Regions from separate parts of the Homo sapiens genome. Here region 1 is linked to region 2. The links are chromatin loops, found by intact Hi-C in ENCODE. Cell type or tissue: GM12878. All regions are shown on one strand.

Region 1 (2,500 bases), 98 kb after region 2:
TAAATGTAATCACGTGTATTCTAATAAGATAAACACACAGAGGAAAAAGACACAGAGAAGAGGAAAAAGCCATGCGACCACCTAAGCAGAGACTGGAGTGATGCAGCCACAAGCTAAAGAGTGCCTGGAGCGGCCAGAAGTGAAAGGAAGAGATTCTCCACCCCACCCCCAGCCTTTGGAGGAAATGCAGCCCTACTGATACCTTGATAATGGACATCTGAACCTGAATGCCTCTAGAACTTCAAGATAATCAATTTTATTGTTTTCAGCCACCAAGGTGATAGTGATCTGTTGTGGCAGCCCTAGAACATGGATGCGCTCCTCTTTTCTTTTCAGAATCTCTCCTCAATCTTTTCTGCTCCTGACTATGACTCTGTTTCTGCTTCTTGGAGCAACCTGTCTTGCAGCAGGCTGAACAGTGCAGTAGGATCACAATCAGAGCAGTAGGATCACAATCAGTAACACAATCAGAGGGTATGATTGAAAGGGCATGGAGGAAGGGCATCTAGCCCCAAGGCAGAGGGTGGAGGGGCAGGGAGGACAATCTAGAGCAAGTGACATCTCAAGTGGCCTGAACGATGGCAGGAGCCAGCTAAATCAAGGGACACTAAAAGGAGAAAGTGTCACACCTTCAAGAAACTAAAAACCACTCAATGAAAGGGAAGGATGAGCTGTGTGAGGTCGGAGCGGCAAGGCAAGCAGAGGCTGGATCCAACTGGCTTGGTGAGTGATCTCCGGTCTTTGTATTTAATCCTAAAAGGATTTAAACAGAGTGCCCTGAGCAGCATTTCACTAATAAAGATGAATTCATTTGGCTTAAAAGAATTGCAAGGATACAACTATTCTTGAGAAAAAGATACCACAATAAAGCCTGCTCATTTATTGATGCCCTTGTGGGAACAGCTGTGTCTCTGATCGCATGCTAAGAATGTTTCCACCGGGGAGATGGAGATATTATGAGGGCCTCAGGCAGCTTTCTCTTCATAGTGTGATAAGGACAATTTACAGCCTTTTCTCAATCAGTATTATAAAGCACTGTGTAAAGGCAGCTTCAAGTTCCACCTTCCATGCAACCAGATTGTCAGCCCTAAATCCTTTCTAAATAGAAATGCTGGAGCTGCCTTTGGCCATGAGTACCTTCAGGACAAGAAGAATTTTCAACTAGGGAGAAGTGGAAGGGATGCATGAAATGGCAGAACCATTTGCAGCCTTGGACTTCTCCTTAGGAACTGCCCAGGGGACTGTATGCGTTTATTATCTCACAAGAGCAGCTGTGGGGTATGACCAGCCCTGGTGAGGGAGAGGTGTCCGCACCACTGCACTCTAGGACGGCTCAGCCTACACAGGAAATTGTTATCTTACCTCCCTTGGGGAACAAAGGAGAAACTTTGTTTGATGCAGACTTCAAAAAAGAGTGGCCTAAGGGCCACATCTGGTGTATTTTCTTTGGTCTCCAATGCTGTGCTCTTGTTTTTAATTGAACCAACATTCAAATATTAGAAGAGTTCCCATGACAGTCCAGACTGCTAGGTTCCCTCATCAAATCAGGAGTGCTGGCTTCAGTTCACCCCCATTCCTGCAGGGATCAGAGCCCAGCAGCAGCCACCCACACTTCGCTCGGGACAAGCCTGCTCTGAGCTACACAGCGCCTCCCCACCCTGGGGATTTGGATCCACAGTACAGAAGCCAAGAGTTTTGTTTTCCTAACACGCGCATAGAAATATTTATCTGGACCCATATTCCCACCGTAAGTGGGAAAATGCAATGCTACATTGAAAGAGCCAGAATTTCTAAACAAATAGGAAAGATTCTATAGTATTTTCCCTCTGACACCAGCCAGCTTTATTTAGTTTACGTGTCTGAGCTTGTGACCCCTGACTTCAATGTTTTCAGGGTCTCAGTTCCTCTTCCCTCTTGGCCAAGTTCATCTGTTCTGCCTGTAGCACCTCGTCATTCTTCCACACTGGGCGGGCAGCCCTTGGTCCACACTCGCAGGTACCACATGGGAGACCATTTCTAGGAAACTGGGGGCTCCAAATTTCTCCAGAGAAGAAGCCTCAGACAAAATCCTGGGGGAAAGGCAGGGAGAACTTCAGCAGAAAGGCTCTGATCTCAAAGGAGATGTTACTATTTTGTTTCAGGTGCCCCTCTCTCTTCCTCTCCTCTGTTGACACACCCACACACCCAGTCTAGACCATGCCTCACTATTAAAGATACCAAGAATTAAAGTCGGCTTGTGAATTATTCTTTGTGCTAACACTCCTCCCTGCTAGGGAGCTGCTCCACTCCCACACCCCCTCTCACTCCTACCCCAGCCTATAGCATACTCTGGCCTGAAGAATTAGCAGAGGAAACGGCCACCACCAGATTCTCATCTCTTTCCCAAATGGGCTGCCGCTCCTCTGAGTGGAGAGAGGAAACTACACCTTCTCCCTCCCTGCACAGGGCCGGCACTATTTGTTTCCCTCCCAATGCTTTCGAATGAGAAGGAAGAATAATT
Region 2 (2,500 bases):
AAAGCCATTCAACAAGTCCCTAGGAAGTTCCAAACTTTCCCACATCTTCCTATCTTCTGAGCCCTCCAAGTCTCTAGGAAATTCCAAACATTCCCACATTTTTCTACCTTCTTCTGAGCCCCAACTGTTCCAACCTCTGCCCATTACCCAGTTCCAAAGTTGCTTCCACATTTTTGGGTATCTTTACAGCAGCTCCCCACTTTCTGCAGCACCAATTTATTGTATTAGTCTGTTCTCACACTGCTAATAAAATACCCAAGACTGGGTAATTTATAAAGAAAAGGAGGTTTAATGGACTCACAGTCCCACATGGCTGGGGAGGCCTCACAATCATGGCAGAAGTTGAATGAGGAGCAAAGTCACGTCTGACATGGCAGCAGGCAAGAGAGCATGTGCAGGGGAACTCCCCTTTGTAAAACCATCAGATCTTATGAGACTTATTCACTATCATGAGAACAGCACGAGAAAACTCACCCCCATGATTCAATTACCTCCCACCTAGTTCCTCTCACAACATGTGGGGATTATGGGAGCTATAATTCAAGATAGAGATTTGCATGGGGACACAGCCGAACCATATCACCACCAGACAATTAACAAAACTTCTTCAAAGGCTTATGGATAATGGAAGGAAAGCTCAGCCTCAAAGGTAATTTCAACTTTTGGCAAAGCAGCTACCTGAAACACACCTACCAGAGCCATTCTCAGTAGCAGGTCCAGCTCCACATGAGAGTCCAGCACATGTCTGCCACCAGAAAGTTTGGGCCCAGCTGTCAAATGGCTTTGAGAGAGAAAAGACTTCTCTGTCCCTCTAGTTTCAGGCTGGCTTCCCAGAGAGGTAGAAACTACTACTGCTGCCTGGCATTCATTCCCCCGCTTTCTTAGTAAAAAGCACCCTGATTTACTTAGGAGGGTAAAGTGCCCAGATAACAGGCTTCATTTCTCAATTCCTCAGCCAGCTGTGGAAGTGTTTGGGGGAATGTCAGAAAAGCTATTTAAAGGGAGAATCAGTGAGGAGGTCTCACTCCAATACACATACACTCACACATGCTATTAATTTTTCCTCTTTCATCTTTCTTCCTTCTAGGCTTCAATGTGGATATGATGGCTGGAGCTCCAGCAGCCATCCTGTGACCCTGAGAACAAGCCATTCATTGAGGCTAATGAAGCAGGAAGAAGGAATCCTGAGTCCTTGGGAAACAAGGATCTACCTGAATAGCTCCGAATGCCTACTTCTAGATGTCCTTTTAGAAAGAGAAGCACACCCTTGTGTATTTCAGCCACTGCTATTTAAGGTTTAACCTAATCATGATATAATTGGTTTTTCTTGGAATGATTCAGTGGTAATTTTTTCTTCCATAAGAAGCAATCCCAACCCCTACCACTAGGGGGTGGCCTTGCCCTGTAGGCCTCAACATGACAATTACATCACTGCATATCAGAGTCCAACATCAGTGCATTCTGTGTAATTCAGTCTCAAATAACAACGTGCATGTGACAGCAGTGGTCCAGTCTGAGCTAAGCTGTGCCAAACTCCATCCAGTTCCTTTAGCATGAGATTTGGATCTCATGCTTTTCTTCTCTTTTCTATATCCAATTCTTCAGCTTGGACCCAAAAAAGCAAGCCCCAGGACCAAAAAAGTATGCAGAGAAGCAGCTCTGACTCTAGCAAACACACAGTTTGTATTTCCAAACAGAACAATGAGCTTCTAGTCTGAACAACATCCCATTTGATGGTAACTTGATACTTTCCTCTTTTTGTTTTTCCAGCAAGAAGCAATGGGTAGGTACTTGCTTTACATTTGTGAAAAGATACCTGGCTGGTGGGTCTGATAAAGAGAGACTCTACCCTGGCAGGATTATTGATATCTCTACCTCCTACAAGATGGAAAATCACTTGCAGCATTTAAGTGACTGTTTTTCCAGTTTATGCTGATCAAAGTTTCAAAAATCTCTAGGCAGAGTTTTAGTCACTAATAATCTGAAGTGAAGGGAATAATTTATCTAATTATTGCTCAGGCTAAAAGCAAGCTGCTGTCTCAAAATGAAAGTACAGTGCTAGTTCTATAAATACCCACTCACAACTAACCAACAAAGGAGTTTGTGGTGTGAGAAGTGGAACTTTTGATAGTTTCAGATTGCATTGCTTTGGTGTCATCTGTGCTCTCCTTGTCTACCTCCATTTACATCGTGATGCTGTATAGTTAAGACTTGGGCAGAGGGAGGAAAGGGGTTCATGGGGAGCTAGTAATCCTGCATTTTTCCTCAATTTTCTTACTAGACTGCCATATTAGATAAGAACAAAAAATGTGCCTATTGAATAGTCTAACCAAAGAACTTAAGAAAGAATCACTTTTTTTCCTCCATTTCGGTAAAGACCGTGCCGAAAGTTTTCATATGTAATAAAACCAGTGATCACCAGTTAATCTCAACCTAAGAGAAAGAACCAAAATGAACCACTCACAAGAATAGAAACAGGCATCCCTTGGGAGTAGGGTTT

The links. A loop is a pair of places that touch in the nucleus more often than their neighbours do. Peaks named below come from ENCODE experiments on the same cell type or tissue, not always from the same donor. Only the 100,000 strongest peaks of a DNase experiment are listed, where the experiment ranks them.
Region 1: it touches region 2 in a loop (2.4-fold over the local background); 3 of 110 quality-filtered maps call a loop at or near these places.

What each region holds. Positions count from the first base shown.
Region 1 is chr10:91,102,630-91,105,129 of GRCh38, forward strand. It overlaps LOC105378429 (a long non-coding RNA gene), which reads left to right and starts at 511. Exons shown (of 3, transcript XR_946203.3): 1 at 511-723. RefSeq lists an enhancer at 1,164-1,213. In GM12878, no CTCF peak of the experiment used is centred here; a DNase peak (open chromatin) is centred at 1,301.
Region 2 is chr10:91,005,058-91,007,557 of GRCh38, forward strand. The region is part of intron 1 of LOC124902479 (a long non-coding RNA gene); the gene reads right to left. Among named protein-coding and RNA genes, the nearest start is that of LINC00502, 40 kb to the right of the region's middle. In GM12878, a CTCF peak has its summit at 1,393 (motif pointing right); DNase peaks (open chromatin) are centred at 634, 1,394 and 2,114; H3K4me3 peaks cover 901 bases; H3K27ac peaks cover 2,436 bases.